3 separate regions of the Mus musculus genome follow, and all the other regions are linked to region 2. Evidence: chromatin loops called from intact Hi-C (ENCODE). Cell type or tissue: heart. All regions are shown on one strand. Region 1 overlaps Gmds (GDP-mannose 4, 6-dehydratase). Region 2 holds the start of Foxc1 (forkhead box C1). Region 3 overlaps Gmds (GDP-mannose 4, 6-dehydratase).

Evidence for each region. A loop is a pair of places that touch in the nucleus more often than their neighbours do. Peaks named below come from ENCODE experiments on the same cell type or tissue, not always from the same donor. Only the 100,000 strongest peaks of a DNase experiment are listed, where the experiment ranks them.
Region 1: it touches region 2 in a loop (2.2-fold over the local background); 1 of 42 quality-filtered maps calls a loop at or near these places.
Region 3: a loop joins it to region 2, with 2.6 times the contacts of the local background. A loop is called at or near these places in 1 of 42 quality-filtered maps.

What each region holds. Positions count from the first base shown.
Region 1 is chr13:31,914,192-31,918,191 of GRCm38, forward strand. Gmds (GDP-mannose 4, 6-dehydratase) reads right to left here. Exons shown (of 11, transcript NM_146041.2): 9 at 3,429-3,525. Among named protein-coding and RNA genes, the nearest start is that of Gm52056, 44 kb to the right of the region's middle. In heart, no CTCF peak of the experiment used is centred here; a DNase peak (open chromatin) is centred at 1,730; H3K27ac peaks cover 501 bases.
Region 2 is chr13:31,806,206-31,810,205 of GRCm38, forward strand. It overlaps Foxc1 (forkhead box C1), which reads left to right and starts at 441. Exons shown (of 1, transcript NM_008592.2): 1 at 441-4,000. The coding sequence starts at 1,003. The coding sequence ends at 2,664. In heart, CTCF peaks have their summits at 347, 2,091 and 2,292; DNase peaks (open chromatin) are centred at 396, 1,276, 1,386, 2,126 and 1 weaker place; H3K4me3 peaks cover 4,000 bases; H3K27ac peaks cover 3,880 bases; H3K27me3 peaks cover 1,770 bases.
Region 3 is chr13:32,167,737-32,171,736 of GRCm38, forward strand. The region is part of intron 4 of Gmds (GDP-mannose 4, 6-dehydratase); the gene reads right to left. Among named protein-coding and RNA genes, the nearest start is that of Gm52055, 64 kb to the right of the region's middle. In heart, no CTCF peak of the experiment used is centred here; a DNase peak (open chromatin) is centred at 1,575.

The DNA of each region.
Region 1 (4,000 bases), 110 kb after region 2:
TATGGCGCCATTCAGCTCTAATCACAAATTGGAGTCCTTGATACAGAAGAAAAACCTTCTATACCCTTCATGCTAATACAAAAGCAAGGTTTAAGGTTTCGTAGTATTGCAATCTGTGAGGAGAATAACCATTGGCACACGTGGATATATCTGTGTCCTATAGGTTCATCAGGGGCCTCTTAGGTTAATATCTACCTTTGCTGAGGAAAATGCCTTGTCAGATCAGACCACAGCTAATTTAGAAAAACAACAACATAAAACTCTTATTTTATGTTTGTCTTGCTCTAAGATATCATTGTTCTAATATATGATGTGTATGTATGTCCTTATTACGTCTTGTTTTAAATTTTTTCTTGATGTTATTTTTTTCTTTGATCATTCTAGAACCAATTCCATAGAAGATATAGTTTATGCTTTTAAAAATAGAATGAATACATTGAAACTTTAGTTAATTATTTGGGAGTGTAGTGATTGAACCTAGGGCCTTATGAATGCTAGACAAGAATTTATAGTGAGGCTGCACTATACCCTCAGCCCTAGGTTATGCTTTGCCTTTGAGTACCTGTATATGATGGAGATCTTGAAGGACAGATGATCAAATCTGATGAAAACAAACTTTTACAAGTTTGCTAACTTGTGAAAAGAATCCCAAGAAACCTAACAAGAAGCCTTTGGGACATGGATAGATGGAACTCTGAGAAGAAAGGACTATGTTTGGACAGAAGAAGCACTATTCTCCCTTTTCTTCTCAGAGTAAGCTCATTTCATGTCTCCACTGGGTCTAGCTGCCAGCCTTTGAGGGACCTAGTGTTTCTCAAGGTTCAGAGGAAATGACTTCTACGGCTGACAGGGCTCCCATTTGGAAAAAGCTTGTTTATAATATAGTCACCTTTCAACTGGAAGAACACTGTCACCCTGGAGGCAACTCCACAGAAAGCCTGTCACTTCAGGTTGATCCAAGTTTCAGAGAACTTGCTTTGAGGAATGGGGTTAAAAGTTTAGTTTCACTATGCAAGGAAAGCATGCCCAACTGAATATTAAGGTGAAGTGTGGGGAACGAAGCAAATGCAGCCTAGAGGCTTGAAAAGACGAAACACAGAGCAGGATCTATAATCTGGTAGTGATGAGAATCTGTGGGGAGAGTCAGCCAAGGGAAAGGGGGCAGCAAGCGTGCATATGAAACCAGACACCACTCTACATTCACACAATGCTGGTGTCAACAGAGTTGCAGAACAGGTATGATGATAGCATTTGAATGAACAAAGGATGGGATGGGAGGGATGCAGTGGGGCAGGAATTGGTGGGGATTCAAGAACAGTCTTGTTAGAGGGTCCTCTTCCTTTTCTCTGCCTTCTTTTGTTCTGGTCCTTATCAATGCCACACCTTGCCTAAATTAGAATGACAGACACGCTATTCTTAATGACTTGCTCTTAAAATTATTCTGGTATCAGAGACAGAGGCATGCTTAAGCTGTTGTGAGAACACAAGCTTTAGCTGGCATGGTAAAGTTTTTTACTTTGAAGTAACCATCTTTAATAGTGAGAACAGAAATTTGTCCGTGTATATGACTTGTAAAGAGTTTCAGAGAAATGAGGCCCTTGCAGCCCTTGGCCATGCCAAGGGAGTGAGTGCAGAGGGCCGGCAGTCTAGAGGAGGTCCTTGCTGTGTCAGCAGCAGCATGGCTAGTCTCTTCCTCCCCCAGGGACAGGCACATCCTCTCATAGGCACACCCACTCACCATTAGCTAAGAACAATCACTCTCTGTGTCACAGCCTGGCCACGCCCGTGGAGGGGGGGGTAATGCAGGACTGAATGGCCTACCTCTCCCAAGCCACTGTTCACTTCCTTTGTGTGGATTCTTTCTCTGTGTTAGAGGCAAACTTGAGTATGGCCTTCGGGGGTTGGGGAGGGGGAGAGGGTAGCAAGGAGGGGCATAGAACATCACATTTCGAAGGATGGCTAATGAGCGTACATTTTACTTTCAATCTGTCTTCACTGACTTTTCCCAGAGAAAACAGGTTCTAAAGGTGCCATTCCACAGCCACTCACTGGACACACCTTGACCTTTTCTCTCTGAAGACACCTTGTGCCATTATCTTTAATACTCCATTTTAAACACCTTTAGTTTTGTCATCATGAATATGGATCACGTCAAAGCAGTGCTATCAAATTAGAAAAGGAAAATGTTTCCTACTAACAGTGTACACCACTGACATTAACAATCTACTTCTCTTTTTAAAAAATTGTTGCATATATGTGTATGCATATTGTCTGGCACATGCCTGTGGAAGGCAGAGGATGACTTCTAGAAGTTAGTCCTCTCTTCCCACCCTTTGGATCCTGGGGGATAAAATTCAGGTCATCAGCGTTGGCAGCAAGTACCTTTACCCACTGGGCCACTTCCCTGGCTCCTAAATTATTTCTTAGTATTGAAACTTATGTATTTAGAAAGTTCTCTGTCTATTGACCAGTCAGTCACTATTAAACAACCATCTTGTTCTTCCTTTGTCTTTTTCCTCCTCCCCAAAGTTCCTATCCTCAAAGAAGTTAGAATCTGGCAAAGGAAGGAAAACACAAAAACAAATGATTCTAACAGGTCTTACAGCAGTGGCTCTCAAACTGTGGGTCATGACCCCTTTTGGGGTCAAATGGCCCTTTCATAGGGGTCACCTAGGACCATAGTCAAACACACATTTTTACATTACAATTCATCACAGTAGCAAAATTATGGTTATGAAGTAGCAACAAAAATAATTCCAGGATTGGGGTCACTACAATGTGAGGAGATGCACCAAAGAGTCACAGCTTTAGGGAGACTGAGAGCCAATGTCCTAGAGTGTTCAGGGTAATGACAAAGACAGGAGAAATGTTAGTGGCAGTAGAACATTGGTTAGAAAAGGATCCATGAAGAGGATGCTGTCTGAGCTGAGCCTTACAGGGTAGGGGAGCACTTTCATGAGTGGTGTGACTCATGTGACTATATATGAGCAGGCTAGTCGGCATATGTGGGAGAGTATGCACACACAGTGAACAAGAGACAGGAGGCTGGGAAAAATGGCCTCTGGCTCTAAAATCCCTACATACAGGTCTAGGGATTGGTAAAGCAGACATCTTATGGGTATCAAGGATTATTCTGCAAGCCAGACCAATGAGATGAGATTTGTCCAAGCTATGATCTCCATTTCTGGAATCAGTATTTTCCTGGGTGTATTTTATTCTTGTTTTTCTTTATACAGCAATAGATTTTTGTGGTGAGAATGGTATCTCAAACTTAATTCTCTGTATTCTCACTTGGGAAGTGCCCTGTGGAGTATGCCAGAGAGGCGTATTAGAGAGCTTTGAAGGTTGGCAGCAGGCATTCCAGGAGGGAATTTTCCCAGCCAGCTGGCCAAGGGTGGCCACACTTTGGGTGGTGAGGGAGTCCTTACCACTTCAGTCGGTCGGTAGTATTTCAGATCCACAGTCACGTGAACTTTGCCGGTCTCTTTACATCTGCCCACTTCATTTTCATTCTTTCCTTCCCACCTGCAAAGAAGACAAACAATCAATTCTTAATTGCTTAGTAGCATGTGGCCATACTGTGATGCTCAGGATGGCTTGCCAGTCTTCTCCCAGCAGGAGGGCATAAGCACATTAACAGCAGGGGCAGGCCCGCCCTAAACCTTGTTATTAGAGCAATTGTGGCTTTCAAAACTTTCTGTATTTGTTTGAAAGGAAGTTTAACCCCCCACCCTGCTTCCTTTTAAAGAATATCAAGATGAATTCAAAACTGCGACTTTAGACATAAATAGATTGTGGGGGGAACTGAATAACTTTTAGGGATCTCAAAGAATTTTTATACTTTAAAAATTATTCTTTTTAGACATTTATTATGAATTAATTTTTGTCATTTACCCACCCTTTTCTTTCATATGTTAGGCACAGTTAGTAGGAGTCCATGGCACCCCATTCGGTGATAAGTTCTGTACCTTGCTGGCTCTATAGTTCATCCCTGCATTAT
Region 2 (4,000 bases):
GGACGGAGAAACTCCCGGCGCTGGAGACAGCACGGTAGAGTAAGGACTGAGGCAGATCCTGTGTGACTCGAGGGCTCCGTGGAGGCCTGGGAACAGTGGACGCAGGAAGGGTCTCCGGGCCGGTGAGGACTCCGAAAGTCCGCAGACCGGGAGAACCGCAGAGTCTGGGAGTGAGTGGGTGGGTGCGGTGGGAGGACCGAGCGCGGGCTGCGGGCAGGGGCGCGGGCGCCGGGCCCGGGCAGCCGGCGCGCGTGTGGTCAGCCCCGCGGTCCTCCAGCCGCCAGGAGCGGGCCGGCAGAGCTCGGCCGCTGGCTCATTCACAGGCGTCTCTCGCCTCCCATTGGCTGCCGCCTCCGTAGTGGGGCGGGGCTCCCCTGCCCGGAAAAAAATGTAACTGCGTAAAAAAGTCCTCGCCTGGGTGACGGATGCTCAAAAGTTCAGAAGTTTTCCCAATGCTTCCTTAAGCGGCCGGCGCAAGAGACTGAGAAAAGGTGACGCGGGGGCCCGGGAAGGCGGCCGGCGCGCTGCCCCCGCCCCTGGTTATTTGGCCGCCTTAGCCAGCAGCCCCGAGCAGTGTCTCCTGGAAGGCGCAGGCAGTGGCGAGCAGGGCGCCTTATTTTTTTTATTTGTTTTTGTTTTTTTTTTTTTTTAATTTTTTTTTAACTTTTGTCTCTTTTTTTGCCCCGACTGCGCCTGGAAGTTGATCCGAACGTTCCTCCGAGGCGGCTTGCAGCGTCCTGGTCTGGCCCTCTCCGGGTGCAGCGACCCTCCCTCGCCGCCCGCGCGGGAACTGAGTGGGCTGCGAGGCGCCAGGCGAGCGCAGGGAGAGGCCGAGCGGCCCAGGGCGCAAGGAGGCGGCCGCGGCCGGGACAGACGCAGCGCGGAGGGGCCCGCGGTAGCTCGGCGCGGCCCGGACTCGGACTCGGCGGCCGGTGCGGCGCGGCCCGGCCCGAGCGAGGGTGGGGGGCGGCGGGCTGCGCCTGGCGGCGGCGAGCCGGGGCCATGCAGGCGCGCTACTCGGTGTCCAGCCCCAACTCCCTGGGAGTGGTGCCCTACCTCGGCGGCGAGCAGAGCTACTATCGCGCTGCCGCGGCGGCGGCCGGGGGCGGCTACACCGCCATGCCGGCCCCTATGAGCGTGTACTCGCACCCTGCTCACGCCGAGCAGTACCCGGGCAGCATGGCGCGCGCCTACGGGCCTTATACGCCGCAGCCGCAGCCCAAGGACATGGTGAAGCCGCCCTACAGCTACATCGCTCTTATCACCATGGCCATCCAGAATGCCCCGGACAAGAAGATCACTCTGAATGGCATCTACCAGTTCATCATGGACCGCTTCCCCTTCTATCGGGACAATAAGCAGGGCTGGCAGAACAGCATACGGCACAACCTCTCGCTCAACGAGTGCTTCGTCAAGGTGCCCCGCGACGACAAGAAGCCAGGCAAGGGCAGCTACTGGACGCTCGACCCGGACTCCTACAACATGTTCGAGAACGGCAGCTTCCTGCGGCGGCGGCGGCGCTTCAAGAAGAAGGACGCAGTGAAGGACAAGGAGGAGAAGGGCCGGCTGCACCTCCAAGAACCGCCACCGCCGCAGGCCGGCCGCCAGCCCGCGCCCGCGCCCCCGGAGCAGGCCGAGGGCTCCGCTCCCGGGCCACAGCCGCCGCCCGTGCGCATCCAGGACATCAAGACGGAGAACGGTACGTGTCCCTCGCCTCCCCAGCCCCTGTCCCCGGCTGCCGCCCTAGGCAGCGGCAGCGCCGCCACAGTGCCCAAAATCGAGAGCCCCGACAGCAGCAGCAGCAGCTTGTCGAGCGGGAGCAGCCCCCCGGGCAGCCTGCCGTCGGCGCGGCCGCTCAGCCTGGACGCTGCAGAACCCGCGCCGCCGCCACAGCCTGCGCCGCCGCCGCATCACAGCCAGGGCTTCAGCGTGGACAACATCATGACGTCGCTGCGGGGGTCGCCGCAGGGTTCGGCCGCTGAGCTCGGTTCCGGCCTCCTGGCCTCGGCGGCTGCGTCCTCGCGCGCGGGCATCGCGCCCCCGCTGGCGCTGGGTGCCTACTCTCCGGGCCAGAGCTCCCTCTACAGCTCCCCCTGCAGCCAGAGCTCCAGTGCGGGCAGTTCGGGCGGCGGGGGTGGCGGCGGCGGCGGAGGCGGCGGCAGCAGCAGCGCTGCGGGTACGGGGGGCGCCGCCACTTACCACTGCAACCTGCAGGCTATGAGCCTGTACGCGGCGGGCGAGCGTGGCGGCCACTTGCAGGGTCCGGCGGGAGGCGCGGGCAGCGCGGCGGTGGACGACCCCCTGCCCGACTACTCGCTGCCTCCAGCGACCAGCAGCAGCTCTTCGTCCCTGAGTCATGGCGGGGGCGGCCAGGAGGCCAGCCACCACCCTGCATCCCACCAGGGCCGACTCACCTCGTGGTACCTGAACCAGGCAGGTGGAGACCTGGGCCACTTGGCGAGCGCGGCGGCGGCTGCGGCGGCCGCAGGCTACCCTGGCCAGCAGCAGAACTTCCACTCGGTGCGGGAAATGTTCGAGTCTCAGCGGATCGGCTTGAACAACTCCCCGGTGAATGGGAATAGTAGCTGTCAGATGGCTTTCCCTGCCAGTCAGTCTCTGTACCGCACGTCGGGGGCTTTCGTCTATGACTGTAGCAAATTCTGACCCTATTCCCGGCACTCTTAGAGCCAAATGGAATGGAACCCCAGAGCAGGAACAGTAAAAGAATCCAGCAATGCAAAATCGAAACTAAAAACATACAAATTTTAAAACTTGAGAAGATTCCTCACACCAGCGAACAGAATCTCTCCTGAAATTCAGCTCACCAGCATCAGCTCAAAGAAAACCTATTTTCCTAAAAGATTAATGCAGAACCTCCTCCATTTTTGCCTTATCTAAGTAAGCAAAACCGTAAACTATTTTGTACAGACAACAAAATCATGGTTTATTAAAGGACAGTTTACTCCAGATACCACGTAAGTTTCTTGCGTTCAGAGACTCGCTTTCCTGCTCATTCGTCTTGCCCCTCTGCCTCTGCCTTGCCTCTCACCTGTAAGATATTTTATCCTATGTCGAAAGAACGGGAAAGTACCTGTTTATGAAAATCGCTTTCTTTTTATTCATGGACTTGTTTTTAAATGTAAATTGCAACATAGTAATTTATTTTTAATTTGTAGTTGGATGTTACGGACCAAACACCAGAAAGTGTTCCAAAAGCTTTTCAAGTTAAATTGCCTGAAACTTTTAAAATGTGCCTTTTCTCTCATTATAAAAAGGGAAACTGTATTAATCTCCTTCTATCATCCTTTTCTTTTTGTTGATCATATCCATTGTTTGTTTATTAATAAATTGCCATTCAGTTTGAATAAGACCTATATGTCTGAATACTTTAATACAGCTTTAATAGAAAAGATTTCAGAGCGGAAATTGTAGGAGTTCCCTAGTCTCTGTCAGATTTTTTAAATGTGGAGAAAACTTCTAGGTGATGTCAAATTTCGCTAAACTCAGTTTTTAAAATTGTTAAGTAGATTTTTTTTCCCCCTACAGCGTTTTCTGCAAAACATACTATCTAGTCAACTTGCTTTGTGGCTATTAAAAGGATAATTTCCTAAGTAGATCTGAGTTGGCACATGAACAAATACTTTTCTTCAGTAACTACAGAACATGATTTGGCGATTTTTAAGTCCATGAATCAGCACCAGTGTTACCACAGTGGTGCCTGTACGCAGAGAAGCAAATGTACCCGGAGATACTAACAGATGGAGATCAGCCTATGTGTCCCACATAGATTGCAATGAGTATTATACGTACCTGTGAGCCAGATGCCAAATAGTTTTTTTTCTATTAATTTCATTCCTTTCTTAGAGGAGAAGTAAACTAGTTTTAAAATGTATGTATATAACTCACTCACAGTTACAATTCTTTATGCATTACACAGAAGGATTAAATTTTTAAAAATACAAATATACTGTGGGTTGGAAATAGATATTTAATCTTGGGG
Region 3 (4,000 bases), 360 kb after region 2:
AAGAATAATACTAAAATCAAAGAAAACATATCTAAAAATTCCCTAGTTTTCTAGAGTACATATTAAAAACATAAGTAAAACTACAATGGTAAATTAAGAGGTAGAACAGATTATAACATTGAAACTAGAAGCCGGTTTAAAATGGATTCCTGAGGAAGGTGTGCTACATCAGTACTTTGAAGGGTGAGGTCTTCCCATCAGTGGAGAGCAGCAAGGTGCACAGCAAGAACAAATCGAATCACCAGCAATCGCCTGGGCAGCTTGGCTGCGGACTCTTAATGGAAGGACACAGGCGGAGAGGAGGAGCAAGCCAAATATGGAGAAAGCCTTCACCAGCCAAAAAGCTCTGAAGTCCAGGGTCTAATTACTTTTCCTTTTCATTTACTATTTCCTTGGTAGCCTTGAAAGGGACTGGAAAAAACTATTTTCACTGTTTAAGATACAACGAAATGGAATAAAAAGCACTTATAAGAATATATAAATCCTGGGAAAACTGAGAAAGAGGAATTCTTAACATCACAGTAGGCAATTTATATTTGACTAAGGATGGACAATAACAAAATATACTGGTCTCTGAACACAGAAATTAAAAAGTGAGGATTCTCTAGAAACAAAAGTAAGGGGACAGGAAAGAAAGGAGAGTGCATGGCAGGCACTGGAAAATAGTGTATGAGGCTACTGACTATGCTTCATATATTTACAAATAAAGTTTTCTCATTAAAGACAGACTTAAAATGAAAAGTACAAAGTTCAGAAATTGAGAAATAGAGACGTGTAGAAAATTAAAATTCTGTTGCAGCAATCACATGGCTTTCTCTCACAAAGGGCACATAAAACTATCACTAGGATCCTTTTCTACATGTGTATCCCACCAAAAGCCTAATATCTGTGATTCTCTGTTCACAGGTTATAAAAAGCTTCAAATCACTACAGAAATACAAATTTCTAGAAAAGAGCATGCTTAAAGGCAGTTATTATAAATGGTCTAATCAAAAAAGTCTAACTTATAAGAAACCATCTTAAGTAGTTCAATACATTTTGGTCTTGATTTTTAATTTTAGAAACTTTTTTATTGGCCTGCTTGCATCCAGGCCAATAGTCTGTCTGTTTAGAACAATTACTGAAGAATAGCTTGCTTAGCATCCTGATGTGGATACAGGACACCCTTCAAGAGGAAAAGATCACTTAATTGAAGTTAAACATGTTTCAGGTTTCTGAGTGGAGAAAAGGTAAACATAGTTTTATATCCCAAATCATTTACCCCTATGATTATCTCAACTACCAGAACACCAAAATCAATTTCACTGTACTTTCATTTATGCTTTATAATGGGAAAAAAATGACACATTTCCAAATTTAATTAACCAAAACAAAAATTCCTAGGATACCCCATGCAATTCTGAGTGGACTAAACAATACATCTTAGCCACTCAGGACAAAAGGTCATTTGGAAGGGATGTGCCTTTAAGAGCTTACAAAGGCTTCGTCTCCAGCACTGTAATGAAAAAGGAAGCATATCTCAGTGGAGGAAGGATGCCCACTTTAAATAAGGAAATGGGTCTGCAGGATGCACACACACTGCTTTCTGTCAATGATAAGCACAGTCCACAAGCCCAGCCCCAGACGGCTTGAGCTTTCATGCGGAAGACCCACAGAGCACGCCTAAAGTAAACAAAGGACAAGCAATGTGTCCACTCACTGTTTTATTAAATGATTTATGGCTTCATAACAGGGGCTAGTAAATACTGAGGACTGTGTTCCAGCTAAGAGCTGTAATTACTTGTGTGATGACTGTATACCAGATCAACGCCAATAATGTTTTGGAGAGAAGCATACTTTAAAGTTTATGAGGATAATTATGCAAGATAAATGGCTTTGCTGTGCTTTTTTTTTTTTTTTAACCAGGGAAACAAGAAAGCAGAGATTCCCTAATACTTTTACTCTAATTTAAGAAACTAGCCTATGAACTGTAAAGCATTTTATTAAAGTTTAAGACAGAATAAATCTGATATTTGAAAAAATACTCATTTTGTTTAATTTTGGCAACCATCTTTTGTTCTTCCTCCACCTGTGTGTATCTCTATCACTTCCTCTTGTATACAAACACATAAACTCCTCAGATGTTTTTCACCTACAATAAATTCTAATCACTATTTAATTGCTTGGTGATGACTGTCCAATCTGTCAAGCCATCTTGACTCTGAGTCACTGCATTTCCACTCAGTCCATAGTGAATTACCATACAACTAAAGAGACACTGGAACAGGTACACTGTGGTCCTGGAAAAACCCACTAGAACGTGGGCAAAGTACCGGCATTTCCTAAAAATTGCCTGTGTGAAAAAAGGAGCATGATTCATGAGCTTATCTATCATACTTGTCAGTGGCCATGGCAAACATTATGATTCTGAAAGACTACTCATTCTGAAAGATTTATATCAAGTACGGCTCTTACTATGAAATAATTTTAATTGTCTTTTAGGGAACTCTCTGACCAACTTGGGCTGGTTTACAAAATACCTGTATATACACTCTCTTGGGTTTCTAAAGTTAGAAAGCTTTTCTAAAAAGACAACTGAGGCAAACATTAATATGGTGCTCTGAAGTACCTGAAGAGTTTCTTATTTTTGCATCTGAGAATGTGTAGGGAGAGAGGGGATACACAGCTTCAAATGGTCCATTTTCTACTTTTCATGGACCTGGATCCATATATAAAAATGAACATAAAATGGCTTTCTTATTTTAAGTTTCCCAAGAATTTCTAGCAAACAATTTGTATAGCTGACTTGACCACTGTAAGTCTTGGGGCCTAACTCCTCTCTGGGGATCAATGACATGTCTACCAAAAAGAATTTATAAGATTCACTACAACAATTCCTTTGCAATTGTTATTTTTGATGGTGAAGGATATATTTTAAATAGTACATGTGCCAAAATATGTACTAGCTGCAAACAAGACCATGTGTACTAGATAAACATAGGAAAATTGCTATAAAGTGGTTCACTAAAATGTGAGTATACTTTAGGTTAAAGCACATTGCTGAGAGATGTGGTGGCATACATCCCACTTTTCACTAAAATGGGAAAGGGCAAAAACATGAGTATTACAGTTAGGATGCAACTTGAATACAATAACAGAGTTTCTCCGATTGCTTTATTATAAACAAAATCAATTATTACTGTGTCAACTCTCTCACACGTAAAAATGATCATATTACTCTCTATGCCAGGGTTGAAATTCAAATGCCTTTGGGGACAAGCATGTAATATAAGTAAGGGAAACAGGCCAGGTGCAGGCTATGCTAAACTCCATGCTCTCTGCTCTAATATGCAGAAAGGGACCTCCTGTTAAAGTACATCTCCTGAGAGCAGATGTTGGTGAGGCCTACAATTCTGAATTTCTGAGAAGCTCCACAAAGCTACAGAGAACTAGAAAGCTTCCCTATCTCCATTGGGCTGACCTCAATAAGGTCATGAGCTCCACATACAGCACTCACTCACTCAGTCCATTTCTCAACCTTTCTGTGTTGATGTTTGTGTGTGTGATGTTATTGAAGGAAACTAACAGATAAAAATACCCACCTTACTAGGATTAGCAGAAGGGGAAGCAATTGCTAGGACAAGCAAATGAAGAGTTTAACCTAATACTGATTATCTGGAAAAAAAAATCATGAGGCAGAAGTGTGTGTTAGAATGAAAAATGGAATAAATTTAGGTGGGTGCCACAAGAACGCCATCCTGAGAAGGCAAGACTTGACTGCCTGGACAATGATAAGGAAGAAAGCAATTAGGCTGTGTGGGTAAAGAACAAAGAAAGTGAAGCCAGGCTGGAAGTGTTCATGGACTGGCAAAAAACCCATGGGAATAAGCATCAGTAAGCAAGTAGAGTTTAGCACATAGCACACAGTGCTCTGATGATTTTTGGCCATAGTCACCTCTGTAGAGTTCATAAATAGATTAGGATATTGGTGAAGTGGTTTATGAATTAACCATTAGCCACT